Regions from separate parts of the Mus musculus genome. Here region 1 is linked to region 2. A link is a loop called in an ENCODE intact Hi-C map of the cell type or tissue named here. Cell type or tissue: left cerebral cortex. All regions are shown on one strand. Links, peaks and the distances in the headings refer to the core of each region. The heading gives the core; the rest is flanking DNA.

Region 1 (15,625 bases), core at 4,314-12,313, 70 kb after region 2:
AAAATTGGTAAAACTTAATTTAATCTTTATTGATTTTAAAAATCAAATAGAATAATAAATGTTCAACTCTGTATCATTCAGAGTTCCTTAAAAACAATAGTTCATTTAAATAATATTTAGATCAGTGTTTATATTTTCAACAGTTACTTAGAATTGCCTGTGAAGGTCAATATAATCTCTACTCTCATTGATTATAAGGTAGTAATAAAGACAAGTAGAGTTGTATCCATGTTAACAAATGTTATACTAAAGAAATTTCACTGCACAGAAGGGCTAGCTCATTTATACTCGTGGTTTTGATAATAGATTCCCAGAGAAAAGGACAGCTAAGCTTTGACCTGAAGAGTAGGCCAAGTGGGAGAATTCTTTCATGTATGGGGAACAGCATGTGAGAGGTGTAGAGCAGAAAAGGCTATTTACCAGACTCAGTGAAATGAAAGAATGACAGATAGCTAGAAGTGTATTTTAGTCAGGAAGTGAAGAAAAAGGAAAGAAAAGGTCAGACAGGGTGGCCCTACGTCTAAATTCCAGTGCAAAACAAAACCTCAGTGAGTTGAGCCTAGTTGTGTATAATCCATTTTCTAGGGAAGGTGAGGCAAAAGAATAAGTTCAAGGCTATCCTGGGCAATTTTGATAACACTCTCAAGATAAAAAATACAAAAGAGTTGGCTATATATACCTCTTTGGTGGAGTACTTGCCTACTATGTGTGAGGCTCAGGAGTTCAACTCCTAATCCCAACACAAACCCAACAAAATATCAAGTGTTGGTAAAGGTGTGGAAATTGCGACATTTGTACACAACTAATAGAACTTTAATATTATGGCAGGTGCTTGAAATACATTTTTAGTTTTTAAAATTTATTTTATGTATATTGGTGTCTGGTTTGCATGTCTGTGTACCATGTGTATGCAGTGCCTGCCTAGGCCAGAAGCACAAGTTAAATCCTCAGAAATTGTATTTTCAGGAAATTGTATGCTGGGAATGGATCGCAGGTCTTCTGGAAGACATGGACCTGTCGCTCCAGCCTCAACCATCTCACTATAGTAATGCTGTGCTTCAGGTCCTTCCTTTTCTAGTGCAGTTACAGGTGGCCTTGTCTATGCTATGACAATTGTAGGCAGTTTGGTCATAGTGTCTGCTATTTTTTAAACACTACATCCTGTGATTTCTTTGTAAGTTAAAGGATCCTCCATGTCTACCCCTGTAGCCCCCCCATAGCCCTTATGAATCACAGTACCTGCTCCCACAGTGTTCATTGAGAGCTCTTACACTTCCATTTGCTGACATTTCTCTTCACCTCTTGGTTCATTGGCCCAGGAAAAAAGTTGTGCAGAAACTCCTCTTACCACATTTACATTTCTTTCTCTTTACTCCTTCTCTTTCTATTTTTTTCTCCTTTCCCTTTCTGAGATGGAAACTTCTGGTTTCTTTGGAAAGTCAGTTCTGTCGGATGGTATTTTGCTGGGGCAAACACATTAAGAAATGTTTTCCTGAAGCAGACAAAGGGGATAGGATATTTTTCTAAAGCAAGCATGTGAAAGGGCATATGATGGATTTAAAGGGCATATGTGAAAGGACACACGTGTGGTTTGCCTTATGTATTGTTGAATTCCATTTGTCATGACTCCATAGAGAGAAATGCACCAGGAAGCTTCATGAGAGGTTTCTACAGCTTCAGTGGATTTGGGCTGATTGGCAGAGTGATGTCAGCTGATGCAAACTGAGTCAAGACCCGTGGAAGACTCATGATGATTGGAGGGAGTATAAATAAGACTCAGCAGACAGTGGTGGGGAGAGGGGTTTGGCTTCTTGGTCGTCTTCACTGATCTCCGCTTTGTTGAGAAAAATATGCCTAAAAAACCCTCCTGGCATCCCTGGTGGTTCTGGTCCCTCCTGCTGGCTTGTGCTGGTTCTGCTAAGGCCTGGCTATTTCTGTTAAGTCATGCTATCTCTGATGATTCGTGTGTGCTATCCTGACACTACCAAACTAGACCACTGGTATATTTGTAAAGTATAATACTGCTGACCTGTGAACTAAACTACTGATTTCCTGAAAACACAGATGATATTTGCTCCAAAAAAAATTTCTAAACAGTCTGCTTCCCTGTACCCTAATAACCTTTCTTTTCCACTACCTCTGGGGGTGATGGGCTAAAAAGGAGGTTAAAAGGTTTTAAAACCCATATTAAAAGTAAGATTTAAGAGGTTAAAACTATACCTTTCCCCTTCTCCATTTTCCCATTCCTTCTTTTTTTCTTCTCTTTCCTTGAGTGCCTCAAACTTGCTATATAGTTGAGTCTGACCTAATTTATTCCCTTCTGCCTCTGCCTCTGCCTCCCAGGTTCTGAGATTACAGGTGTGTATTCATGGCTCCAAATCTATTCTTTTGAATTGTAATTTTACAGATAAACTCTCATGTTTTCTGAGTATTAGTATTATACTGGTATAGCAAGATAATTTGCCTAAGGTCAGTTCTAAGTGTTAGCATTGGAATGTGAATTGGAATCTACCATCTGTTTGTAAATCATGTGGTTGTCTGTCTGTCTGTCTAATCTTGGTTACAAGGGGCAGGTTTTCTTTGTTGTTCTGGCTGTCCCAAAGCTCGCTTTGGAGAACTGCCTCTTACCCCCCAAGCACTAGCTAAATCCAGGGTTCTTGTTTCATGTGCTACAATTTTGTTGCTACTTTCCCCCTCAGACCCATATTCTGAATTCCTTGGACTACCATGAGGAAGGTTGCTTTTGATAGCAGATGTAGGTCTTTTCTCTTGTATGCATGCTGATATATGAGAACATTTCTTTCACATTGAAGGTGATCAGTCTGGCTTGTGGGTAGTGTGTATACCAGATTGCCAGGCTGGGTCCTGGAGGGAGACGTTTTATGATGCTGTTCTATAATTTGAACTGGAACAGGCTGCTTCCTATGAGTTAGACTCCATGCTTTTGTTTTTTTGCGACAGGATTTCTCTGTGTAACCTTGAGTGTCCTTGAATTCACTTTGTAGACCAGGCTGGGCTCCAACTCAGAGATCTATCTTCCTGTCTCTGCTTCCTGGCTTCATAGGACTTTTCTAAATGGCTGTTCAAATTATTAAGTATTTGTTAATTCTTGAAGGGTTGGTTCAAATTCAGCTGTCAAAGTTATGAGAACAGTGTACTCCATAAAAGTTTAGATTGCTAAGTATTTTAAATTAGTTACCAGTAAGTGATTTGAATATTTAAGTTATTTAATATATATGAGTTATTTAAAAGCAACCCTGTAGCATGAACTACTGAAAAAATAAAATAAAATAAAATAAAGCAATCCACACTATCTCCAGCAGGTCACTGGCCAGCCATGTTCCCATCTCATGGAGACTCTCTGATCCAGAGCTCCGAAATCTCTCCACTCAGCTCACTAAGTTCCCATGGAGGGTCACTGCTGTTCTAGGTTCACACTTCCAAATTTCTGTGACTGTCTGTAGTGCCCTGCCATCATACCTTTCTCTGGAACTCAGTTAAGTCGCTGAGTGAAGGAAAACATCACTCAATCTTAGTTTAGAGTCAAAAGGCAACAAAGTTGTTGGGCACTATAATTAGCATGCTAATAGTAAGCCATTCTAACAGTAGGAAATCCCTGGGATCCATTGCCTGAACTGTGGGTCTCCACTACCTACATTTTTGCTCCATCCAAAAGTCCAAAAGCCCTGCCTCTGCTGTCCCTCAGCTGTCCCTCTGCTGTCCCTCAGCTGTCCCTCTGCTGTCCCTCCGCCTGACCCAGAAGTCTTGCTTGCCCAGTGATTGGTTTCCTAGAAATCTTTATTCATTAGAAGGCTTACCTGTGAAATCCTTAGTAGCCTGGTCCTAAGTAGCCTTACTTGGGGAAGCAGAATTAGCATCAAAATACAAACTGCATGAGGGCTAGCCACAACACAACCCCTCACAAAAAAATTAAGTGGTTTGAATAGAATAACCGTCCTTAGGCTTTGAAGACTTGGTCCCCAGCTGGTAAAACTGGGAAGGATTTGGACATGTGGCCTCGGTGGAGGAGGTGTGTCACTGGGGTTGGGCTATGAGGTTGTAAAAGATTGCTGGTGCTTTCCCTACGTTGGAATCAAAATGTAAGTTCCCAGCTGTTCCTGCTGCCATCCTTTGCTCCATCGTGTAATCTAACCCTTTGAAACATAAGTCCAAATTAAACACATTGTTTTATACATTGCCTTGGTCTTGGTGTCTTATTGAAAGGAGCTAAGACAGTGACTTTATTAATTGGTAAGTTATTGCACTTTTAATGAAAAGAATTAGATTTAAACCTTTTTTTGGGCCATTCTTGTGGGAAGAGGTCATGGAATTTTAGAGACTTAAAGCCTAGAGTATTTTGAAATACCTGTAGTTGCAATGGTTATGTGTCAAGTGAGAGAAACTGCTTTGCAGGGTTTGTAGCTCTGGCTGGTTTGGCACTATATAGCTTAGACCTCAAATTTCTGGCAATCCTTGTGTCTCATCCTCTCTAGTGTTGTGATTACAGGGGTACACCATCATGGTTCACTTCTTCATTGACTTTCTTAAGGTTAAGTATAGAGATTGTGTTCAGGTTTTAACCCTTTGGAAATTTTAATAGTAGGTTACATGATTATAGCATAGCATAGTTTTTAAGTAGTATACCTGGATCCTAAAGCCTACAGTTCTTATTCATGTTCAGATTTTCACATAAACACATTCTTAGTTTCTGTCATGAGTGTTCTGAATTAGTATGCAGTAGAGTAGTAAAGTCTGAAATTAGAAACATGCTTATTTGGACCAAATGAATTCTCCTTTAATCATATAAAATAATTTTGCCTTATTTTAAAATAAAATATCAAAGATAGAATAAGTACTTCTAGGCTAAAATTGTTAAGAATTGTACATGTGGGAGTGGAGAGACAGCTTAGTGGCTAAGAGCTCTGACTGCTTTTCCAGAGGACTCAGGTTTAATTCCTAGGAGATCTTACATCCTCTTCTGGTATCTTTGGGCAAACATCCATACACATAAAGATAAATGCATAAAATTTAAAAAGAAAAACCTTATAAAAGTGAATTGTAAATGTAAGAGTATTCACAAATATATATGTGTATGTATGTATGTGTATATATATATATATATTTTTTTTTTAATTTATTTTTTTGAGACAGGGTTTCTCTGTGTAGCCCTGGCTGTCCTGGCACTCACTTTGTAGACCAGGCTGGCCTTGAACTCAGAAATCTGCCTGCCTTTGCCTCCAAGTACTGGGATCAAAGGCGTGTGCCACCACCGTCCGGCCCCATATTTTATAACTGAGAAAGCTGAAAACTGTAATTTATGACATTGTTCAACAAGAGGAAAGGTGTTCATCTGAGGATATAACCCAGTTCATAGAGTGGAGGCTTGCTTAGCATTCGTGAATGGAGTCCAAGGCGGTTCCATCCTCTGTACCACATAAAACTGGACGATGTTGCTACACATCGACAATCGTAGCACTTGAGAGATAGAGGCAGGATAAGAAGTTTGAGGTCATCTTGGGCTCTTGAGATCTTGTCTTATAAGAACAACAAAGTGGGACCTAAAGAGATGGCCAAATGGTTATGAGCACAACTGCATGCACCTAATTTTAGTAATGATGAAAAAAAGGACTGGATTCCAATATTTTTGGACTGAAATTGAGCTGGCAAGTATTTTTTTATTATTCTTGCTAATTCAGTTAGTTTTACTATACTGACTTGGAGCTTGTTAATTCTAATGAGTTAGAATTCTAATTCAGGATAAGCAAGAAGGCTTAGCAAGTAAAAGGTGCTTGCTGCCAAGGCTGCTGACACGAGCTGTATACATGCAACCAACATGGTCAAGGAAAGGACCAAGTCCTCAACCAGTTGTCTTCTGAGCTTCATGTGTACTCAGTGATGTGTGTAGTCTCCATACCCTGTACTTAAAACAGAATTAAAAAAATATTCTAATTCAGAAATGAAGTTAATGTAGGCTTTTAGATGTGAATGTAATTAATAGTCATGAGATTGCAAACTCTTGTCGAGATGATTTTTTCCATGCTATTCATAGCTGTTTTATCATTTCATAAGTAATAGGGTGTACTCTGAACTAAGGTCATCTAGATTCATGTCTTGGTGGTTCCACTGTTGCTCTTGGGAGAAGCAAGAGAAACTCCTTTAAGTGTACGTCCCTGAACTCTTCTGTAAAGAAAGTGGGGAAAATACACACCAGCTCAGAGGTTTGTTTGTAAGGTATAAATGAGACTCGCCCATATATAAAAAATAGTATAGTTGGTTGTTACTTTATTATGTATTCTAAAATTTAAAAAGATAAAAAGTTTTATATGATTTTTGTTAAGCGATTAGGGGCAAGTTTTACTGAAGTGACAAGGCTGTTTATAATCTTATTCACATGGAATAAACAGACACTTTCTTAGAAGCATGTGTGTGCCTGTGCTACTGCCACAGTTTACATCAAACAATACGTTAGGCAATGCTATATGTGGGATATGGATTTATAATTTCTAGAACACACCTAGAATCAAGGTCTTAGGGGAAGGATTTGAGCATTAATAGTGAATGGCGTATTACATAGCTGAATGCTGTTTTCTCAGTCAGAGGATCAAGATTTGTAATAATTTTAGGAATCTCCCTTGGTCAGTTGCTAATTTAATTGTTGATTATTAAGTGTTCTTTGAATTTTAAGGAGAATAATGATTCCCATCTATTAATTTGAATGTAGAATTAGTATTGCTTGTAATCTTGCTTTTATTATACATTTTGAAGTTAATCTCTCCTGTTATTTGTATTATTTTGTTGGAGACATAGTCTTCTTCATAACCTACACTGGCCTTGAATTCAGGGTGTTTCCATCTTAGCTTCCTGAGAGATGAAATTATACCATTCCTAGACAGAATGAATGTATTTTTACTCTGTTATCTTGTTCTAGACCAGCCAGGGCTACCACCATAGTGAGACTGCCTTGAAAAGAGAAAGAAAATCCATTCTTCAACCAACTCTGGTCATGTAAAATGAAGTTGGGAATTTAGAGGCTGATGGTACTTTGATTTATTTTATTTTTAATTATGTGCACAAGAGTGCAGGTGTCCATGGACGCTAAAATTTGGTTCCCTTAGGACCTGCTACCCAACGAGGGCACTGGAAACTGAACTTGCATTCTCAGGAAGAGCAGAGCACTGTGCTCTGACTCACTGAGCCATGGAGGGTGATAATTGTTTTGATTATTCATTAAACCTTGCTTTAAATAGAAGGCTTAAAAAATAAGATTGAAGTCAGGCAGTGGTGGCACACATCTTTAGTCCCAGCACTCAGAAGGCAGAGGCAGGCAGATCTCTGAGTCCAAGGCCAGCCTGGCCTACAAAGTGAGTTTTAGGACAGCCAAGGCTACACAGAGAAACCCTGTCTCAAATCAAGAAAAAAAATTTAAGATTTACTTGCGTTTGTATGTTTTTTTCTTAGTGTTTTTCTTTTCCCTGGAATTCTTTTCCATCAATAAAATTGGAAAATATTTTAATAAAAATCTGTAAACTATCGAATACAAGATTTTTTGTTCATGTATTTTCTTTGAAAAGATAAAAATAGAGTGCCCTCCCTTTGATTTGGACACAGACTTTTATTACAACATGATAGATTATACAAAGGTTTGTATGTTCTGCCTCAGAACACTGAATTTTGGAATGAATTATTTGTGTGTGGTTTTTAAAAATAATATCAACTTTATGGTGAATCTCAGTGAAAATATATAGAACCAGCTTCTCATATGATTGTAGATCATGAAGCAGAGATGGTTTCTAAGGCCTGCCCTAATGATCTGGATTCTACCAGCAAAATCTCAACTAACTCTCTCTAATACTCTCTCTCTCTCTCTCTCTCTCTCTGTCTCTCTCTCTCTCTCTCTCTCTGTGTGTGTGTGTGTGTGTGTGTGTGTGTAAACCAGCTTGGCCTCAACCCGGTGGTCCTATGCCTTCTCTTCAGCATATCTTACTGATATATACTACCACAACCGTCCTAAGTTTTGAATCTTTTGTATGATTATTTATTGTATGTGTATGTACCTGTGTGTATGCACACTCACAGGCCAGAAGAGGATGTAGCTGTCCTCAGCTATCTCTCTGACCTTTGAGGTCTCTTCTGAAATTGGGTTTCTCTGGTAGGCTGGAAGCCAGGAAGTCCCAATACTCCTGTCTCTGCTTCGCTTGGAGCTGGGATTACAGGCATGCACAAGCTGCCTGACTTGTAACATGCATGTTAGATCCAAACTCTAGTTTTTATTGCTTCATGGCAAGTTCTCTAAACCACTGAACCATTTTTCTTAGCCCTTGAATGATATCCATAATATATATGCAAGTATACAGTGTGTGTGTGGAGAGAGAGAATAGCATTCACTAGATGTCAGTGGTTCACCTGAATTTAAACTGAATCTTGTTTTAGTAAAGGGAAACAAGTAATTGTGAATCATTTAGACTGATCCTGCGTGAATCAATATTGAGAGTTTTATGCTGGTGACCTCTAGTGGTTGTCACCAAACATCAGCAAATAGTAAATAGTTCTTTGGCAATCAGATGTTGAATGGTGAATGAATTCAGGAGATATGTAAAATATGGCACCAGATGTTGAAAATCAGGAACAAGGTTGGGTTATGCTGCGTTATTAACAGAAATTGAATAGATGGAAACAAGTTTGTACATTTTGCTTTGGTAATAGTGAAGTTAGCTACTTCCCTTCCTACTTTGTTCATTTGAGACAGGGTCTCTCTATGTGCCCCTGTCTACCCTGGAACTGTGTGAACCAGTGCTGGGATTAAAGGCATGCACCACTATGCCTGGCTTACCTTTCTACTTTTTAGATCAGGGTACTTAAAAACATCAATTGATGTCAACAGATAAAGAATTTTGCTGGTGTTCAACAACTGTTTTTCTGTTGGGGAAAACATTTCATTGGAGTACTTACTTTGCAAATGTAAAGTTTTGGACTCAAACCTCAGCACTCTAGGTAAAAAGAAATTAGAAGTCTTACCTTCATTGAACCAACCACACATTCCATCGTAGGGTGCTCTTCCCCTACTTTTATTGAGACAGGTCTTGGTACTTAGCTTCAGGAAGCCTGGAATTCATCGTGTGACTCAGGAAGCTAAACTTACCCTCCTCCCCCCTTTAATTAAGCCGGGTATTGGTGGTGCACACCATTAATCCCAGTCCTTGGGAGGCAGAGGCAGCCGGATCTCTGTTAGTTCAAGGCCAACATGGTCTACAGAGCAAGTTCCAGGACTGCAAGGGCTCCATTATACAGAGAAACCTTGTCTCTATAAACCTAACAACAACAACGTTATACAAGGTTGGGCATGCTGATGTACACCTTTAATTCTGTGAGTATTCTGTGAGTTTGAGGCCAGCCAGACTGGTTAGATAGAGTTCTTGACCAGGCAGGGTTATAATAGCCCTTCAAAGAAAGCTACAAATTGTATGTACATAAGGTGCATAAAACATAATTGTAGATTACTTTGGGTGGCATTGACATTTTTAACTATTAAAGTTGTGTTGCATGGACACAGAATGTGCTTATATCCTCTGTAATACCATTCACCAGTGAAAGTGCAAATCTTTTGTATCCTTGATTAATTCCTACATATTTTATCCTTTAAAAAAAGTACTTTGTGGGCTGGAGAGGTGGCTCAGCGGTTAAGAGTGCTGACTGCTCTTCCAGAGGTCCTGAATTCAATTCCCAGCAACCACATGGTGGCTCACAACCATTTGTAATAGGATCCACTGCCCTCTTCAGATGTGTCTGAAGGGAGCAACAGTATAATTATACATAAATATATGAATCTTAAAACAAAACATTACTTTGTGTGTGTGAGTGTATAACGTGTATATGGGTGCCTAAGTCACATATGCTTATGCACATGCATATGCATGCTTACTCACATAGAGGCCTGAGGTTGAAGTTGGGAGTTTTTCTTAGTGATTCTCCACCTGATTTTATTGAGGCAGGGTCTTTGAACAGAATCCACAGCTAGCTTGTTCAGGCGGATCGAATGTTTTTGTCTCATTCTATGCCATTCTATGAAATAGCCTTGGCCTCTCTGAACTCTAACCTCTGTGTGCTGGTGTAAGGAAACATTGCCCAGAAGATTTTGCCTCAGTGATCCTGGTCCCACCCCTGTTTTTGTTTTGTTTTCGTTTTTTCCAAGATAGGGTTTCTCTGTGTAGCCCTAGCAGTCCTAGAACTCACTGAGCCTCTGCCTTGGGATTAAAGGCATGTGCCACCACTGCCCACCAACGATTTATTTGTTTGTATTTTGTATATGTGTGTGACTGTGTCTGGTTGTGTATATGTGAGTGCAAGTGCTTGCAGAGGCCAGAGATTTTTTTTTTTCCCGAAACAGGATTTCTCTGTGTAGCCCTGGCTGTCCTGGAACTCACTCTGTAGACCAGGCTGGTCTCAAACTCAGAAATTCGCCTACCTCTGCCTCACAAGTGCTGGGATCAAAGGCGTGCACCACCACACCCTGCTGAGGTCAGAGATTTTAATCCCCCTGGAGTTACTGGCTATTGTGACCTGCTTCAACAGGGGTACTGGGAATTGAACTGGTCCTCTTGAAGAGCAGTAGGATACTTTTAACCATCGCTATACTTTTAAGGCATTTCTATAGTCTGATGCTGGTCACTTCTTAATCATCTTTAGCTCTTTTTTTTTTTTTTAAATTGATTTCTTTACATAGCTCTGGCTGTTGAGAACTCACTATATAGACCTTAGACATAGATTGTAGACTAGGCTGGCCTGTAACTCACGGTGATCCGCTTGCTTCCAAGTGTTGGGAGTAAAGATTTGTGCCACTGTGCCTATCCAGAACACAGATTCTTAATTTACAATACTATTAAATGGTCCTGATAGAGCCTTTAAGAGACTCAAACCTGTCTCTGCAGCTTGATAAGGCAGCCTCACTTCCATCTTCTGCACTGCTTTCAGCATTTTCTTTCTCACAATAGCTTACTAATTATTAAGCTCTGATGACTCAATTTTCTAGCCCAAAGAGTTTCCACAACCTTCCTAAAAATATGGGTCCAGTCTGTTTCAGCAGTACCTCACTGCCAGTACCAATTTCTGCCTTAGAGTTTCTGTTGCTGGGATGAAACACTATGATAAAAAGCAACTTGGGAAGAAAAGGGTTTTTTGTTTGTTTTTATCAAACAAATCTCTGGGTCATGCTCTATCACTGAGGTAAGTCAGGGCAGGAGCCTGAAGACAAGCACTGAAGCAAAAGCCCTGGAGGAATGTTGATTACTGGCTTACCTCCCACCCCTTCCTCAGTTTGCTCTCTGGAACACCCTAGGAGGTGCCACCTTAGGGGTAGCACCAATCACAGTGGGCTGGGTCCTCTCACATTAACTGTTATGAAGAAAATGCCTCACCACCATGCTTATAGGCAATCTGATGGAGGCATTTACTCAGTTGAAGTTCCACTTCACAAGTACTCAAATATCTCTCTAGCTTTTGTCAAGGATTAAAAACCCAACCAAGACATTTAGCATCTTTTTTCCTTCCCAGTGGCCAGAGCTGTTCTGGCAACTAAAATCCTTTGTAAATTTTATCTCTTTAAAGGTTTATTTGTGTGTGTGTGTGTGTGTGTGTGTGTGTATGTGTATGAAGTCACATGCACTCTTAACCACTGAGCCATCTCTTTTTACATACAGATATATGCAGATGTACATTTGGAGATTGATTGAAATTAAATCTCTTGGTTAATTTGGGTAAATATTGATGGTTTTAGCATGGTGGGTTTGTTAGTCCATTTATTTTCTCTTTTGGTGCCATTACTAAACTGTGAGAATCTCCTACATCTTTACTAAGAGCTATCTTTTGGTTTTGATACTATCATACTGTTTTAGTCATTTTTTCATACAATTTCCCTGTAGCCCAGAGTGACTTCAAATTTTTAATTCTTCTGCTTCTGTCTCCTTAGTGCTAGGATTAGAGGTATGGGGCTACCACCTCTGGCTTGTAAATTTGTTTTTTGAGTTTACATTTAAGTGTTTGTTTGCAGAGATGAGTGCTGCTAGTGGTAAATTATGACCTGTAAGTAACTGGAAGTCCTTTATACTTTACTAAGTGCTAAATCTGTTAATTATTTGGTCAAATGTAACCTTTACACTTTCAGTTGGATTAAAACTAGTAAATAGTTGACTATACTACCAGCTCAAAGTCATCAAGAGAAGACACAAGGCAATTAAGAAAAAGTTATAGGCTTGGGGAGGTAGCTCTGTTTGCAAGGTGTTTGTCTTGCTAGACTTAGGACCTGCATTCAATCCTCATAATGCACTAGAAAAAGACAAGGAAAGGCTAGAGTAATGGCTGAGTGGTTAGAAGCACCAGCTGTTCTTCTAGAGGACTGGGTTTCGGCTCATAACTGTCACACTGTACACATGGTGCACAGACATACATGCAGACAAAACACGGCCTCACAGTATAACTCTGGTTGTCCTGAAACTTTAGATGTAGACCAGGCTAGCTTTGAACTCACAGATACCTGCCTGCTTCTACTCCCCAAATTCTGGGATTAAAGGCATTCACCATTATGCCTTTGAAATTTTTTTAAAGAAGAAACCTCCTCCTCCTTCCTCCTTCCTCCTTCCTCCTTCCTCCTTCCTCCTTCCTCCTTCCTCCTCTTCCTCCTCCTCCTCCTCCTTTTCTTCTTCAGTGGTAACAAAAAGAAATGACCACAAAACAAGTGGTAGCTGAACCATTTGTAATACTCTGAAATTATTTCAAGACTTGAAACTCATTTGGAATGGGATGGTAGAATGGAAATGTATAATAGAACATTTTTTAGCTGGGCATGGTGGTGGTGTATGCCTGCAATTCCTGCACTCAGGAGGCAGAGGTAGGTGAGTGAAGTCTGAGGACAGTTTGGTGTCTAAGACCCTGTCTCAAAAGCAAATTTTAATTTTAATTATTTCAGAAAAGATGCTAAGAGATGTTTCTGTACTTTGGAGTTTCTGAAAAAACTTGTTTGTGAATATGATTTTAGTTTTTGTAAATATTATGCTAGTTTAAATATATAAATACTCTACTTTGATGTTTAGGCCCTTAGTCATTTAACTTTTCTCTTTATCTCCTCTCCTTGTGGCTGTCTTATTTGTTGTCCTTAGCTCTACCTTAAACCCCAGGATCCATTTGTTTTTAGTATTATTTGTTCAATTTTAAACTCCTGATCACTCACCAGAGTATGGGTAAAAACCCCAGGCTTAGTTCAGTCTTAATTTTCAGATCTCTAATTTCTAATTAACTCATGGGGGGTGGGCCAGAATCAAGTGCATGTTAGCTTTCTTCCACCTTGTACAGAGAACTTTTCTCTTTAACCCTTTTTCTCTATGGCTATTCTGTATTCCTACCACCTTCAGATTTTTTAAATTATGCTAATTTTTACCCATAGAATTTCTTCCAGGGTTATATAAAGATTAAGCATTAATCTTAATAGAGGCTCTAAAGAATCATAAGGAAATGGCCTCTGTATGGTTATTTTTATTTTCAAAGACATTATGTTATCTGGTGGAAAGTTTGGTTGATCTTTTTACGGGTTTTGTTTTGAGGTCATGCATAAAAATGCTGCATTTCACATTTATTATTTTTCCTATTTTAATTAGCTGGTTGGTTAAGGAAAAATGAAATAAATGCGTCTTAATGTTTTTAGGCACGGATTGCATTTTTACAAGGAGAAAGGAAAGGTCAAGAGAATTTGAAGAAGGATTTAGTGAGAAGAATAAAGATGTTAGAGTATGCATTAAAACAAGAAAGGTACGTGTATCTCGTTCGTTACTGTGCCCAGAGCAGAACAGTGCTGTCCCCGTTTACATCATTGGACACCTCATTGAAGGCCTTTTCACATTTTACATAGTGTATGGGAAAAGGAATGAAAAAATGAGAAGGAGAAGTAATATATTTTCCATATATTTCAGATGTTTTTTCTCTCTAAACAAAGTAGAAATCTATCTTTTTACATACCTGTATTTGTTACTTGGGTAATTTTCTTTTGTATATTTTATCTACATTTCTATACATTTTCAGTGTTTTTAGCAAAAAAAAATATTAAAATGGACACATTGCTTTGTTATTGGAGTAATGCATAGCAGTACTCAGTTATAAACAAATAATTATTTTTTGCCAATTGTTAAATTTTCAGGGCAAAGTATCACAAATTAAAATATGGCACAGAACTGAACCAAGGTGATTTGAAAATGCCCACCTTTGAATCAGGTAACTTTATTCTTTAAAAAATTCATCTTTATGTAACAGGCATGTACGCTTTATCCTGATTTTGATTTTATAGCATCAGATGAATGAGTATTATAAACTGTAAAATTTGATGAAAAAAATGTTAATAGTATATTTTTTATTATTTTAAAATGTGTATATGTGTGTACATGAGTATTCCTGTATGTGCACATGAGTGCTGCAGTCCACAGAGTATAGAAGAGGGCATTAAATTCCCTGGAGGTGATGTTACAGAGTTCTGAGTTACCCAATGTCGATTCTGGGAACTGACCTTGGATCCTCTGGAAGAGCAGTATAGAATCTTATTAACCCATGAACCATCTCTCCAGCCCTTGGTGAAAATACCAAACAAATAAAAATTTGTTTCATCTGCCTCTCAATCTTATTTTCTCCAAAGTGAAACCTATATAAAATTATGGATATCTTTTTGCTAGTAATTAAAATCAAAACATGGTAAAGAAACTATTTTTTTTATAGCTGTAAAAAATTTTTGTCCCTCATGTATATGTGTGTATATTTATTTATTTATATCTGGTGGGTATAGTGGTACATGCCATGAACTCAGGAGGCAGAGGCAGGCAGATCCTTTGAGTTCAGGACCAGCTTGTTCTGCACAGTGAGCTCCAGGCCAGCCAGGGCTACATAATACATTGCTGTTCCCTCTCCAGTGTTTTTTCATTTATGTATGTATTTTGTGTGTGTGGGCAGTCAGGAGCACTTGGGAATTACATCTGAACTTCTCTCATGTGGGTTTTGGGTGAATTTGGCTCAGGTCATTTGATGTGGCAGCAATCACAAGCTTAAGCTATATTTTAATACTTAAAAAGGTTTATCTGGAGAAGTTCTAAGGTACTGGAAAGTTAGCTAGATTGGATTTTATAGCAGTCATATAAAATTTAGAGTAGGAAAATTATCTCCAATTAGCTTTCTTCTGTATTAAGTAGTAAATATGATAATAATAGTTCATAAATGTGTTCCCTGGAGCAGACTGGATATAGGAAAAAGTTAAGTTTAGTTTAGGTGTCCATATAACTGTATAGAATCTAAAATAATGAAGAATATTTTAACATAAGCAGATTCAGGAATCATACTAGCAATTGTCTATTTCTTAAGTATCTGGATTGTGGTTATCCTATTTCCCTCTTAATTTAAAGCAGGGATTTGTGTATCCTATGATCCTTCAACTCCATAGGTATCAGTGGATAGCCTTGAACATGTGACTGTCCTGTGTCTACCTTCAGAGTGCTGGAGTACAGATGAGAATGCCCGATTTTACAGACGTTTTTGATGGAATCGAATAGAAGCCTACAATGTTATTAGTAGCTTGCTCCTAAAGCAACCATTTTTAAAAAAA
Region 2 (15,625 bases), core at 4,141-12,140:
ATGACTTAGGAACTGAGTCTGTGCTTTGCTCTTTTCTTTTCTTTTCCTTTCTTTCTTTCTTTCTTTTTTTTTTCTTTCTGTATATGTAATGTAGATGGGTTTAATAAAGTTTTTCCAATGGAGAAATTAAGTTCCTTCAGCCATGAGGAAGTCCAGATGATTCTTTGTGGAAATCAGTCACCATCCTGGGCAGCAGAGGACATTATCAATTACACGGAACCTAAGCTTGGCTATACACGTGACAGGTATGTATTGATAATTCTAAGGTACAGACTTTTTCATGTCCAAAACAACTGACAGGTTTTTCTAAAGAACTGTGACGTAGTAACCACATTTACCCTGGGTAGGCAAGCAGAGGGCTTGTGAGGAGGCGGCTGAGGACATCCCAGATGGCTGAGTTACAGCCAGTGCTCAGACGGCTTTTCTCACTGAGATTAATCACTGTCTCTTAAGTGGCTGAATTGAAACCCCTTAGGCCATGGTGCACAGATGTTTTTACTGAAGTGTGAGTGAGACGCACCAGATTGCTTATCCAGCTTCAGGATTCTCACGAAGTAGTCACCCTGGGCAACAGATGCCAGAGTAAGGCACAATTGTAGAAGTCCTCAGTCCTCTTAAAGTCTTTTCTAGTCATTTAAAACAGCAGAAGCAGTCGGGTTTTGTTTTCCTTACAGTCCGTGCTCAAATCAATATCGCTGTGTTCTTGTTCTTTCAGTCCTGGCTTCCTGCGGTTTGTGAGGGTTTTATGTGGCATGTCCTCAGATGAAAGGAAAGCATTCCTGCAGTTTACCACTGGCTGTTCAACTCTGCCCCCAGGTGGACTGGCTAACCTGCATCCGAGGCTCACAGTTGTACGAAAGGTACAAACTAGCTAGTGGAGAATCCAATGGGAACTTAATTACATTAGGATTAAGAGGCAATAAAAACGATAAACTCATGCTGTTGTATTTTCCCTTTCTTACTGTAGGTTGATGCTACTGATGCGAGCTATCCATCGGTCAACACCTGTGTCCACTATCTTAAGTTACCTGAGTATTCTTCTGAGGAGATCATGAGAGAGCGCTTGCTAGCTGCTACAATGGAGAAAGGCTTTCATCTCAATTGAGTCTTGAAATGCAGAAGAGACAGAGTCTGGGTGAAGCCTCTTGTGTTTGTGTGAAGAGAAGTGTATGATTCTCCACAATAATGACACTTGCCTTGTTTTCCACCATTAAGGCTTCGAGAACACGTGGAATAAGTTCCTTAGCTGCTAATGACAAAACAAACCCTTTAACTACCCAGCCAGCAGGTATCCAGCACAGGACACTGTGTTGCTTTACAAGGGCTCACGTGACTGGAAAAGGTGGCTCTACCTAACTGTTCCACAGGGCAGCCTCTCAGATCATCAGTGCTCACTGTAAATGGAACCGTGTTTGTATCAAGTTTGTCATCGTTTCATACTTCATACACTACAGTTGCCATCACTGACCCCCATTTTGCTGGCTTTTTTAGCTACTTGGTCAAAAATACTGCTTCCTTAAAACATAGAGTGTTAGTGAGCATCTCCAGCCGTTTCTTTTCCTCTTTAATGACAGACACCTGCACTACCAGAGTGTCCCGTGCTCTCTGTCTGTCCCGCACATAATCATGCACACCCTTGTCATTTCTTTAAGGTGGGAGTATATTTTTTTTTTCATAAATACCATTCTATAAAGATGAAATTCTAAAGTGTGTTTGTGCAGCTCAAAATAAAGATATATTAAGGGAGGGGCAGACACTGGCCTAGGTGCAAGGCACACTCACAGCGACTTTTATGTTTGGTTGTATTTTCTTTGTATATTATAAACATTTATTTAACTTGTTGCAGTTTGAAGTAAATTTCTGAAATGTATGCTCAACAATAATCATTAAAATGTTTGCAGCGTAGGAACCTGTGTCGTGTTACTGGTTTACCACAGCCATCACACCTACGAGCTTAACCACGTGCTTTTTAAACTCTTCACGGTAACACAAATTCTCTTTTTTGAAAACAAAATAAAATATAATTAAGATAAAGCAAAAATTATCACATCAAAGTTGGAGGAGACAAACCACCAGGAGGAAAAGAGCCCCAGGAGAAGGCATGAGCATCAGAGACCCACTCCTCAACACACCCGAAAATCCTACAAAAATATGAACCTGAAAGCCAGGCTATATGTGCAGAGGACTTGGCACAGACCTGTGTGGGCTGCTTCAGTCCCCATGAGTTCACAAGAGTTTCACGGCCCCAGTCCAGCATAACATCTCTTCCCTTCCCAAGGAGATCTGTGCATGTTCTCCCTAGTCTCTTCATTCATGCCTCATTTCTCCAGGCCTACCAATTGTAGCTTAGTTATCATTTATTTAATGGCTGATACCCACATATAAGCAAATATATCCCATATTTCTCTCTCTGGGACTGGTTATCTCACTCTGGAAGATTCTTTTCTAGTTCTATGCATTTGCTGGCAAACCTCATGATGCCCCACCCCCACCCCCTTAAACAGCTGAGTAATATTCCATTGCATAGATGTACCACATTTTCTTCATCCATTCCTCTAATGAGGAACATCTAGGTTATCTCCAGCTTCTGGATGTTTAAGCAAAATGAACATGGTTGAGAAAGTATCCTTGTGGTAGGATGAAGTGTCCTTTGCGAATATGCCCAGGAGTGGTATAGCTAGAACTTGAATTAGATTCTCAACTTTCTGAGGAACTGCCATTCTGACTTCCATAGTAGCTGTAGAGGTTTTCACACCCACCAGTAATGGAGGAGTTGTTCCCCTTCCTCCACATCCTCACCATCATGAGCTGTCACTCTTGTGGGTTGGTTGGTTTGGTTTGGTTTGTTTGGGTTTTTTGTTTTGTTTTGTTTTGTTTTGAGACAGGGTTTCTCTGTGTAGCCCTGGCTGTCCTGGAACTCACTCTGTAGACCACGCTAGCCTCGAACTCAGAAATCCGCCTGCCTCTGCCTCCCAAGTGCTGGGATTAAAGGCGTGCACCACCACTACCCGGCTTTGGTTTGGTTTTTTTAAAGATGTATTTATTTAATGTATGTAAGTATACTGTTGCTGTCTTAGACACACCAGAAGAGGGCATCAGATCCCATTGTTGTGAGCCAACATAGATTTTTTTTTGAAGGAATTTATTAATTTCCTCTTTAAGGACTTATATTTATAAACTGTTTTTAAGGTCTTTTTTTGTTTTTTTTTTGTTTTTTTTGTTTTTTTTTTTTGAGACAGGGTTTCTCTGTGTAGCCCTGGCTGTCCTGGAACTCACTTTGTAGACCAGGCTGGCCTCAAACTCAGAAATCCACCTGCCCCTGCCTCCCAAGTGCTGGGATTAAATTAAGGTCTTTTTCTTATGCTTCAGCTATACTGGAATATTCAGAGTGCTATGGTGGGATATCTGGGCTCAAGTGGAGACATACTGTCGTGTCAATAGTTACCACAGTAGCTGGTGGCGCACGCCTTTAATACCAGCAGTTGGGAGGCAGAGGCAGGCGGATTTCTGAGTTCGAGGCCAGCCTGGTTTACAAGAGGACAGCTAGAGCTAGACAGAGAAACCCTGTCTCGAAAAACAAAAACAAGCAAAAAAAGAATAAAAATACCAACCATTATTTTTTATTTTGTTTGTGTGGTGGTGGTTGCATGATTGTACGGAGAGTGCAATACCTGTGGAGGCCAGAAGGTGGCATAAGATTCCCCCCCGGGACAGGCAGCCTGTTCTTGTTGACTGTGAGGTAAGTGTGATGTTAAAATGGCTTATCCTGTTTTTAAACACTGATTTGGGATTGGTGGACTGTGGTACGCCTCTGCACTCAGATGGAGGTACAACTTGTAAGTGTTGGTTTCCTCCAGCTGGGCATGGTGGCACACACTCAATCCCAGCACTGGGGAAGCAGAAGCAAGAGGAGCTCGGTTAGTTCGATCCAGGGCAGCCTGTGAAATTCTGTCTCAGAGAGAGAGAAAAGAGCTGGTCTCCAACCATGTAGATCACCAGACTTTGTGACAAGTGCATTTATTCAGGACTCCATGTTTTTAGACTGTTAAAAATATGAGAAAAGGTAGTATTTTTTATGACATGAAAATTTTTTTTCCAAGATCTCTAACTTAGGCTGGCCTCAAACTCCATGTTTGATGATGTTGAACTTGTGGCTCTTCTGCCTCTGGTCCCCCAGTGTTGGGATCACGGCATGTACCGCCATGCCTGCTTTATGCCTTACTAGGTTCAAACGCTGGACCCCATGGATGCTAGACGAACATCCTAATGACACCCCCAGCCCTGGAATGTCCATGGTCTTATTAGAACAGTCATATTCTTTCACTATGGACCACGTGTGGTTGCTTTTGCATGACACTGAGTAGGGAAGATAGCTGAGATTATATATGGTTCACATACCATAAAGTATTCAACCCCTGCCTGTTGAGTCAGTTTGCCAGGTCCTAGTCTAGCAAATTGCTACACTGGGTTATGTTGTGACTTTTAGAGCAGTTTAAAAGTTATGGCAGGCACTTAGCAGAAGTGAGGTGGTCGCACAGCACGTAGCCAACAGCTGAATCACAGCTCACTTTGAGTCAGGTCTTGTCAGACACACTAGCGTCTCCAAGCACAGTTAAAGCTCTTCAGCTATGGTATCTACTTAATTTAAAAAAAAAAAAAACTTTAATATTCTCTAAAGGTACTAGAATCTGTGCCAAGATATAATTCATCTACTATTTTAGTGTGACCCAAAAATTAATTTTGTCCACTCCCTAGCTACTTGCGGTGCACCAGTTTCTGCAGTTACCTCCACATGCTACTGATTATGTGCCTACCAACTAGGACAGTGTCTCCCTGCTGCTGTGCTTCCACAAGCCATGCAAAGGTCTTTGATCTAGATGGGGCTTTCACCAAATCCTGAGGACTTAGTATATACAGTGTGCATTGTCCCCATGGGCCAGAAGCCTTCCCTGTGCCTTTCTAAATGTGTTCAGAACAATCCACATTTGCTTTTAGAGTCTGAAATGACTAATTTTCTGGTCTTTATAGATTAAAACTTTTATAGTATATAGAGTTTTAGTCTCCTCTCCCCATCCTTACACGAGAGCAGCATGCCTCTCAGAGGACTGATACAGGTGGAAGGACTCTCGGAGTACTGCTTCCACCCCCTCATACCAGTGTGCACATATATGCTCTTGGTAAGAGAGCTCTGAGTGGCAGAAGGTTTGGGAGGGGGCAGGGAGCAGGGGTCCTTCTTTGTACTGTTTGTTTATAAAACACTAAAGATGGGGTTAGACATGACTCGTGCTTGCAGCAGCAGCACTACAATAAAATTGGAATGATAGGGAGGTTAGCATGGGCCTGTGCAAGGATGACACAAAAGTTCATCAAGTATTCCCAGTTTTTATAAAATACCTTGTGCGTTAATTTAAAAAACAAAACTTATAGAATAAGAGGAAGGAAAGTGCTCATTTTGTATCAGCCTGATGAAATTGTCTGTTCTGTTTCTTGGAACTAAAGCAAATGGTATTGATGAGCTTAGTAGGAAGACACTTAAGGATGTGCCATAGCCAGGTGTGATGATCTGAAATCCCAGGGCCTGGGAGCAAGAGCATTTGGAGTTCCAGGACATCCTCAGCCACATGAGAATTTGGGGGCAACCCTTGGCTACACTGAGACCCTGCCTAAATATGCAACAATAACAGTAAAATGTGGCAGCACGGCTGTTAGAGCTCTTGTAATGGTTAACAATGATTTCACAGGACCATGAAGTTAATTGCATGGTGGCATCATAATTGCTAAATATCCTTAAAATGGGTATCAAACACTTCCAGAAACTGGCAAATAAAACTGAATTTCCTAGGTGTGTATTGGAATAAACTTCTGGGTGTTTGTTTGTTTGTCTGAGACAGAGGTTTGCTACACACACAGTTCAGGTACGCCCAGAACTCACAAGGTCACCATCCCTCTATATTCCAAGCTGGAGGCACTACATATAACCTTGTAAAATAAAATAAGTCGGAAGAGAAGGCTTATGTGGTAAAGTGCATATACAACCCTGAGAAGCCAAGTCCAGATCTTCAGAACTTAGATTAAAGTCTGGCAGAGCAGCACATGTCTGTGGTCCCAGCCCTGAGAAGCTGAAGACAGGATCCCCGTGGCCAATCAGTGAGCTCTAGGTTCAGTGAAAGACCCTGTCTCAAAAAAAAAAAAGAAAAAGAAAAAAAGCCAGGAACGGTGGTGCATGCCTTTAATTCCAGCATTCAGGAGGCAGAGGCAGAGGCAGATAGATTTCTGAGTTTGAGGCCAGCCTGGTCTACAAAGTGAGTTCCAGGACAGCCAGGGCTATACAGAGAAAAATAAAACAAAGACACACACACACACACACACACACACACACACACACACACACAAAACAAACCCAAAAACAAACAAAATGGGAAGTGAAAGGTGGATATGATCAAATACATTGCACACATGTATAGAGTTCTCAAAGAATAAATGAGAACTATATTTAAAATACAGGAGAAGCAATTGTGGAAGGCAAAAAGGTTGACCTCTAGTCTCTGCGCACACGAGCATGGACAGACAGACACACACACACACAATTTAGGAAAAGTGGTAGTGGGGCTATATTTAGCACAGTGGAGAGAGTACTCAGGGCTTTACGGAAAGAGGTATTGAGCAGAAGGACTTCACTCAAACGTCACATGGTCAAGTCAATTTGAAGTTTATTGGCTGATGGACAACTGCCATGCTTGCATCACACTGCAACCCTGCAGTACCTATAGAAGGAAAAGCAAGCTTACAGTTACCAAGTAAAATTGTGGCTCTCTGTTAAGAGAAAAATGTGTACACAAGAATTGTTTTCTCTTTAGGAACTATGGGATAGGAACTATAGAAGGCTGCTGTCATCCATGATCTCTTCCTTGGCCTTCACAGCACTCAAACCCTGATCGTCTTCATCAGCTTTCCGACAGCTTGTCAAGAATCAGCAGAGGGGCAAGAATTCTGGCTCTGTTAGTTTCCACAATGCAGCCATTTAACACCATCTCATCCAAAATGATGTGAACTTTATCCAAATTAAACATTATCTGGGTCACATTAAGGAAATTAGCTGGAGAATTTAATAAATAAAAATAATAACAAGGCTTAGCCTGATACTCTCCTGGTATAGGTAAACCTAAACCTGCTTTTGTTTTTCAAATCCTTAGTAGACAGACAGGACCTCTATATACATGTCCATACCTATGTTCACTCTGGCTAGGAAAGTGGGATAAGTAGATATTGAGACAGCCATTTAAACTATGTGTGTGTGTGTGTGTGTGTGTGTGTGTGTGTGTGTGCGCGCGAGTATACAAGCACTAGCGTATGAGTGTATGTATTTGTGCTAAGGATGGAACTCAGCACCTTGCACGTTAGGCACCACTCCAGCACTGAGCTGCCTCCCAATGCAGAACGGCAGGCGTGGGGTACAATGTAAGTGCCAGCGCACACGCAAGTGACAATCCAGCCTCGGTAACAGCAGCACTGCTGTGGGACGCTCAGGGTCCCGGCATTGTGATGAGTGCCTTAATACGTATTTCATTCTACTCAGAAGCAAACAGTCCAGAGTCTGGCCAAGGTCACAGGGCAGGAACAAGGCAGAGCCGGCTGGGCTAACAGCTCTGTTCTCCAGGCTCCTCTCCACCTATCCACAACATTCTTGGACCGCAGCATCAGCTGTCTTCTCTGCCAGGCAGAAGGAAAATAGTCGAGAGAGAAAAGAATACAGAAGCTGAGGCTAAACTCCTCCAAGACCCAAGCTCTGAGTTTCACAAGTAGACTCTCTTTTTGTTTGTTTCTTTGGTTGGTTGGTTGAGGTTTTGTTTGTTTGTTTGTTTTTTGTTTTGTTTTGTTTTTCCTTTTTTTTGTTAAGATTTATTTATTTTATATATAGGAGTACACTGTAGCTGTCTTCAGTCATACCAGAAGAGGGCATCAGATCCTATTACAGGTGGTTGTGAGCCACCATATAGTTGCTGGGATTTGAACTCAGAACCTTCAGAAGAGCAGTCAGTGCTCTTACCCACTGAGCCATCTCTCCAGCCCTGGTTGGTTGGGTTTTTTGTTTGTTTGTTTTGAGACACGGTTTCTCTGTATAGCCCTGGCTGTCCTGGAACACACTCCATAGACCAGGCTGGCCTCGAACTCAGAAATCCGCCTGCCTCTGCCTCACGAGTGCTGGGATTTAAGGCGTGCGCCACCATGCCCGGCTGTGGAATCTCTTTCAGATTCTGAAACCTTAACTTGGTGAAGCTCTTCCGGGAAAGCTAGAGGAAGAAGAGGGCACTGGCAGTGAGGAACTAGAAAACTAGACTCCCTGAGAATCCTTTCATCTGAGCATCTAATTATGGAGCAAGATGGTTGCCATGGTTGGATGTTTCTTAATTTTACATTTGAAACCTGAGATTCTGTTTTTAAAGAGCTGTTTGAAAAAAAAGAAACAACTGCTTCAAAGGAAAAACTTCATTGGACAAATTGGTGATTAGAAACACCAGTGAGTTTATAATTAGTGAATATTTGCCAAACAAATCATTGCCTGACATTGTTCAATTCCTGATATTCAAAGTCTCTATTGTACTTGTTCAGTGAAGTCTGAATACAGAGAATGGGACAGCCTGTGAATGACTTCAGTTTCCATTAGACTCTGTTAACATCTCATTAAGTTCTGTGCAAATAGCCCTCTAGCAGAATAAACTTTTTCAGGAGCCGATGGGAACTGTCCCTAAGTGACCCAGAAAAAAAAAAAAAAACCTTTGCTCTGATATACCTATTAATAATATCTTCCAATTATATAGATGATTGCTTTGTCCTAGGCCAAAGTAGGACTGGAATGAAGTTAGGTTCAGCTCTGTTCATCAGAACCAGTGGCCAGAGTTTCTAAGCTACAAAATGGGAACCCAGTCAGGCAAATTGAGCTGAAGCTGGGCTTGGGTGCAGCTCAGTGGGCAGTGCTTGCCTGGCTAGCGCTTGTGACACCCTGGGTTTGATCCCAGCGCCCTCTAAACTAGGAGCAGGAATGCACACCTGTAATCTCCACTCTGGGGAGGTGAGGACAGGAAGGATCACAAGTTCAAGGTCATTTTCCACCTCAAAGCAAGCTAGAGGCCTGCCTGGGATAGACAGCAGCAGCCTGTCTCAAAAAATAAAAAGAAGGTAAGCAGCTCGGGTGGCTGAATGAAACAGGCCCTTGGGCTCTGTAGGCATGGAGAGCAGTGGGCTTTAATGGCTTATTTTCCTGGTCTCTGTATCAGGAAATCCCATTTTATCTGTTTAAATTGTCTCACTGATCAAACTCCTACATCTTCAGCAAAACAAACAGCCGTTGTTTGGATGTCTCCTTGAACAACTGCGGAGTGTTCTGAAACTCGAATCAGACTTTATTGCTGAAGCATATCAGCCACTGGCACCCCCACATTGCAAGGACAAGGTCCTGTGGCGAGCCTGTCTTTCCCAGCCTCCTGGAAACACGAGTGAGCCAGTGAGGTCATGTCTTGTGAGCTCACAACTGCCTGGCTATCTGGCTGGAGTCCTAACGAGCAAACCCAGACCGGATCTCAATGCAAAGCAAAGGCCTGACATCTGACGGCTCCCTGCAGTCACATGCCTCCTTTAAAATAGGAATCCAGCTGTTGTTCATATCTTGATTTGGATTATGAGCAACTTGTACACACTGGTGGAGCCAAGATTAGTAGTGTTTGGGCCATATGCCAGGGACCAAAAATGTATCCTATATGCCAAGCCTATATATCAAGGCAATAGACACAGGCAAATAGTTCAGCTCTGGCATTTGGAACAGGAGGAAGCAAGAATGAACTGGACTGTGGTCCATTAATTCAAGCAACCAGGGAAAGAACTTCCTTCAGCCTGGGTTGAACATGACTGACCCTGAAGACCACATACAACTTTACTAAATCCCAGGTTTCTCAACATGGAAACCCAAGAACATGGATTTCTAAGGAAGGCAAACTGTAACAGAACACTAGATGTGACCTACACACAGAGCTGATCTCCTGCTCCTAAAACATCGGCTTCTTCTATGTTTTATTTTCCTGATTAGGATCTTAGGTGGCCTCACTTGCCTTGAGCTTGCTATGGTAGTTGGAGATGGCCTTGACCTCCTGACCCTTCTGCCTCTGCCTTCCCACATACTCAGTCCTACAGGATTGTTAAATAAGAATATGGTGTGTTAATCGTCTTTAGTAAGTGAAAGAATGGAACAAAACAGGTCAAATGGAATTTCAGAACAACTGCAAGGCACAGCCCAGCCTAGACACCAAAATCACTTCTTCTAGGGAGATGGAGAGATGGCTCAACAGTTAAGAACACCACATAGCAGTTCACAAACATCTGTAACTCTAGAGCCAGGAGATGTGAAACCCTCTTCTGAACTCCTTTGGGTGTTAGGGACAGATGTGACACACAGAAATACATACAAACAAAACACCCAAATGCATCAAATCTAAAAAAAAAAAAAAATTTAAAGTATGAATATAAGCTGTGGGTTTGTCTGTGTTTCTTACTAGCTTGCTTTCCTGGGGTTGACGCAGAGCCTTAGGAATGCTAGGCTAGTGCTCACCCAGTGGACCACGCCCAGCTCAGCACCGGGGGAGACGAGCCCTAACTCCTGCTGCTTCGTGAAACTTGTTACTACTTTTGACTAACATAACCAAGACGCAAGGGACAACGTGAGTAGGACGAGACAGAGAGAGGGCTTTGGAAGAGATAGTAGCAGAAGGAGTGGTACCTTGGATGTCAGAGAACACATGCAAAGCTAAGAGCTGGGGGTGGTGCGTCACAGTCAGCACTCGGGAGGATGCTGTGAGGCGCTTATTCCACATAGGGCGACTGAGGTGCTCAGTCTCAGGGGGACGGTTTGCTCAGTGGACACCACTGCACCAAGGGGACTGGAGTGAGGGTTTCAACAAGCCAGAACTCCTGAATTGATTTCTCGTGTTTGGGACATTCCTGTTTAAATCCCATCTGTCTGGTTTTGTAAGTCTCAGCTGGAAGCAGAACAGTAGTGTGCGCTGAGGAGAAATGTAAATATTTCTCAACTATTTCTCAAAGCCCAGCGCAGGGAACCTCAGCCTTAAATGGCACAGGGAAGAAAGGGGCTTCCTGGGCTCTGACACCCCTTCTCTGTTACCACACTCAGACTCACCCTCACTCTGCCAGCTCTGTGTGAGCAGAACAGGAAAAGCCCCTCAAAGACTGATGGCGCTGAGTGCTGTGAGAACCAGGTTTCAAATGTGGTAACCACTTGAGTTCAAACTTTGAGGCTGAAGAGAGCATCCTAGGGGCAGCCGCTGCTCCAGCAGCTTCTTTGGCACTGAAGAGTGGGCTTCAGGAGCGTTGCCCTCCCCATGGAGAGCAGGAACTAGAGCGGAGCCTCCCTAAATTGCCTCAGGATTCTCTGGGGTGACGTGCTAAAGAGAACCAATCATGTGTGAGTCCTGAGATTTGGATCTGCTGTGGTTTAAATGGTTACCCTGGACTAAAATATACAACATGGTGAGGAAGGAAGGGTGAAATGAACCATGTGGTCTGGATTGGTGGTGCACACCTTTAAGGCTAGCAGGCAGGCACTCTGGTCATAGCAAGTTCAAGATCAGCCAGGGTTACATAGAGAAACCCTATCTCATCAAACAAACACTACAACAACAAAAAGGTAAAGGACAGATAAAAACACAAACTGTGGGTCTTGGTGTAGAAAATAAGTTGAAACTAGAAAGCTGGATCATTCCCGAAGTCTATAAAGACAAAAATATCTGCCTCTTTCCAGTAAACAGTAGTCAGTAAACAGTAAACAGTAAACAGTAGTCAGCATAAACACTTCAACACAACCAGCGAAGCTCATGCGAAGCTCGTGTGTATCTGCAGCGGCTCCACAGCTGGTCTAGGACAGCTGGGACTAGAAGCCCTTTTTTACGGGGCAGGTTACTCAGTGCCTCTCCGGATCCACGGCAGCATCCCAGGCCAGGCTGAGACAGTACCCAAGCCTCTCTGCTCTGATTATCCCTCTAAAATTAATGTGTCCTGCTCAGTACAAGGGGCAGTTAGTGGCAAGGCCAAAGTGGATCTTGAATTTTTTGAACTGCACAAGTGTCTGCTAGCTCTTGTCGTTTTCCAAATATATTTTCAAAAATCTTTTTTACCCTCCCATTCAGTTAGAAACAGATTTGTTTTGAATTACTTTAAGTGACTTAGTTAAGAATAAATGCCATGGGGCCGAAGAGATGGCTCAGTGGTTAAGAGCAAAGCTGCTCTTCCAGAGGACCTGGGTTCAATTCCCAGCACCCACATGGTGGCTCACAACCATCTCTAACTCTAGTTCTGGGGGGATCTGAGGGCCTCTTCTGGCCTCCAAGGGCACCAAGCACATACATACACAGATATATACACACAGAACAGCACATGCATGCATAGATATATACACACAGAACAGCATATACATGCACAGATATATACACACAGAACAGCACATGCATGCATAGATATATACACACAGAACAACACATACATGCACAGATATGTACACACAGAACAGCACATACATGCATAGATATGTACACACAGAACAACACATACATTAAATAAATAAATACTTAAAAAAAAAAGTCAGACTGTGACATACACTGCCCAATCTTGGCCTCTTAGGCCAAAAGGATCATAGGTGAAGGGTGTGGTAGTACACGCCTTTAATCCCAGCACTTGGGAGGCAGAGGCAGGCAGATTTCTAAATTCGAGGTGAGCCTGGTCTACAGAGTGAGCTCTAGGACAGCCAGGGCTACACAGAGAAACCCAGTCTCGAAAAACCAAAAAAAAAATAAAAAAGATTGAAGTGTTTTCAAAAGCTGTCTTTATCACTTTTAAATGATAAGCATATTTTAATAAAATGCCTATCTTTTCTTTTATTTTATGTGTGTGTGCGTGAGTGGGTTTATTTTATTTTATGGCTTTTTTGCGTACCATGTCTCACTGTGTAGCAATGGCTGGCCTAGGTTTCACTGTGTAGACCTCGCTGGCCTGGAAGTCACAGAGATCTGCTTGCCTCTGCCTCCTGAGTGCTGAGACCAAAGCTATGCGCCCCATGTCCATCTCAGGGGCACCTATGTGCACTACATGTATCTGGGGTTCAGAAGAGGCCCTGGGACCCGTGGACCCACAGTGACAGGGAGTTGTGAGCTGCCTGACGGGGGTGTTCAGAGGCAAGGCCAGGTCCTCTCAGGAGCAGTCTGCACTCTAACCACTGAGTTTTCTCTCTGGCGTCAAAGCAGGCAGATAATCTTTGAAGTCACATGCTATACTTTTGGAGACTTACAAAAAGCCTGGAGAGTGCCTGCCTCCATCTGGGACCCTGGCTGTGTTTATTCTTTGTAAGACGCTAGGTCTGAATCCAGGGCCAAGCACATGCTAGGAGGTATCCTGCCCCTGTGCTGCATCCCCAGGCCAAGCACATGCTAGGAGGTATCCTGCTCCTGTGCTGCATCCCCAGGCCAAGCACATGCTAGGAGGTATCCTGCCCCTGTGCTGCATCCCCAGGCCAAGCACATGCTAGGAGGTATCCTGCCCCTGTGCTGCATCCCCAGGACACGCACATGCTAGGAGGTATCCTGCCCCTGTGCTGCATCCCCAGGCCAAGCACATGCTAGGAGGTATCCTGCCCCTGTGCTGCATCCCCAGGCCAAGCACATGCTAGGAGGTATCCTGCCCCTGTGCTGCATCCCCAGGCCAAGCACATGCTAGGAGGTATCCTGCCCCTGTGCTGCATCCCCAGGACACGCACATGCTAGGAGGTATCCTGCCCCTGTGCTGCATCCCCAGGCCAAGCACATGCTAGGAGGTATCCTGCCCCTGTGCTGCATCCCCAGGCCAAGCACATGCTAGGAGGTATCCTGCCCCTGTGCTGCATCCCCAGGCCAAGCACATGCTAGGAGGTATCCTGCCCCTGTGCTGCATCCCCAGGACACGCAGACAGTTTCGATTTAAAAGAGCGAAAGGACTTTTTCTGCTATAAAGAAATGAACATAAGCCAGGCAATGTCTTTAACCTCCAGCTAATCTCCCAGAATGCCTCCTTCTGCTCCTGAGGAGCTGTCTGGAAGTTTATCCTGGAGGCCTAAAAATGCAGCCTCTCGGAGAAAACCAAGCACTTTCTCTGTGGGATACACATTTTGAACAAATCTATCTGATTTATATACATACATATAATATTTATATATCTATGTTTATATGTAATAGTTATTTTTAATATATAATTTATTTTTATTTCATGTGCATTGGTGTTTTGCCTACATGTATGCCTGTGTGAGGTGTCAGAAACTCTGGAATTAGAGTTCCAGAGAGTTGTGAGCGGCCACGTGGGTGCTGGGAATTAAACCCGGGTCCTCTGGAAGAGCAGCCAGGGCTCTTAACCACTGAGTCATCTCTCCAGTCCCATACCAGTTATTTTTAAATACCACCACCCCAGTTCTTTGTTTGGAGAAAAAGAAAAAGGAACCTCACAAAGTATCATCTTTGAGAGAGGAGGGCTGGGAAGTCCTGGGGCCCAAGCGCTGGCTGTGGCGCAGCCTTGGCAGAGTTGCAGATTAGTGTCCTGGATTCTGCCAAGTCACCCTCCAGCGTGATGGCACTTACCTGATGGTCACATCCTGAGTGTGCTTTTTGCCACATACCATGGAAAAATGTACAGAAAAAGGATACATCTAATTCACTCTGAAAAAGAACACAAGAACACACAATACACGGTGAGAAGATGACCCCAGACAGCACCGCCAGCTGCACAGTCAAGGCCTGCCCTGCCTCCCAGCCAGGCAGCAGCAAGGGTGGCTCTATGCCTGCTGGAGCCAGAGTGGGGGAGCCGCAGCTGGAAACCAAGATAGGGAAAAGAAGGTGAGGGTTAAAAAGCTGCAGGCTAGAGGGTAGAGGGAGAGGCGGGGTTGATGGCTCATACCTGGAATCTTGGGAAGCTGAGGCAGGAGGATGGCTACGAACTCAGGCCTGCCTAGGCTAACAGAGTAAGTTCCTGTCTCAAAACATCAGACAAAAACAGAAGCAAACCAAAGTATGGGGAATAATAAAGAATCAGAAGCCTCAGGAATATGCCTTCTCTTTGTATCCATTGATTTACTTCGAAAGCATATCGTAGGAGGCTGAGAGAATGCTGATGGGATAGATGGGTGAAGCGATTACAACAGCAAACTATGGATAGTAAGCCAAGGAACTCTGGGGGGGGGGGTTATGTCAGTAAATTATAGCCATCAACAAACTACAGTGTAGATGTCTAATTACTAGCAAGCTGCAAAGTAAAATGCAGGTTACCAACTGCTATGCAAGCTGGGAGGTGTAGCTCAGGGTACAGTGTGCACCCTGCCCTACGGTTGATCTCCATACCACAAAGTTAAATAACATTAAAAAATGGTATGTGATCAGAACTCTGTATTCATGAATCCCACATCCACTAACTAAGCACTCTGCGAAGTCCTTGGAACAGACTGTGCTTGTACCGAGCACACACGCTTTCCCTCTGCCATGACTTCTTAGGGCTGACAACTGCTCATACAGCGTTTACGCTGTGCTAGGTGCTAAAGTAACTCAGATGT

Evidence for each region. A loop is a pair of places that touch in the nucleus more often than their neighbours do. Peaks named below come from ENCODE experiments on the same cell type or tissue, not always from the same donor. Only the 100,000 strongest peaks of a DNase experiment are listed, where the experiment ranks them.
Region 1: a loop joins it to region 2, with 2.6 times the contacts of the local background. A loop is called at or near these places in 19 of 42 quality-filtered maps.

The regions. Positions count from the first base shown.
Region 1 is chr12:51,659,779-51,675,403 of GRCm38, reverse strand. It overlaps Strn3 (striatin, calmodulin binding protein 3), which reads left to right. Exons shown (of 18, transcript NM_052973.2): 2 at 13,691-13,794; 3 at 14,180-14,253. Among named protein-coding and RNA genes, the nearest start is that of Ap4s1, 23 kb to the left of the region's middle. In left cerebral cortex, for the core only: CTCF peaks have their summits at 8,524 (motif pointing left) and 9,700; no DNase peak of the experiment used is centred there.
Region 2 is chr12:51,730,001-51,745,625 of GRCm38, reverse strand. It overlaps Ap4s1 (adaptor-related protein complex AP-4, sigma 1), which reads right to left. Exons shown (of 6, transcript NM_021710.4): 5 at 14,727-14,738; 6 at 6,693-7,073. The coding sequence ends at 6,945. It overlaps Hectd1 (HECT domain E3 ubiquitin protein ligase 1), which reads left to right. Exons shown (of 43, transcript NM_144788.2): 41 at 95-245; 42 at 716-860; 43 at 968-1,904. The coding sequence ends at 1,105. It also overlaps the pseudogene Gm22663. Among named protein-coding and RNA genes, the nearest start is that of Strn3, 46 kb to the right of the region's middle. In left cerebral cortex, for the core only: a CTCF peak has its summit at 7,939 (motif pointing right); DNase peaks (open chromatin) are centred at 8,518, 9,727 and 10,779; H3K27ac peaks cover 502 bases.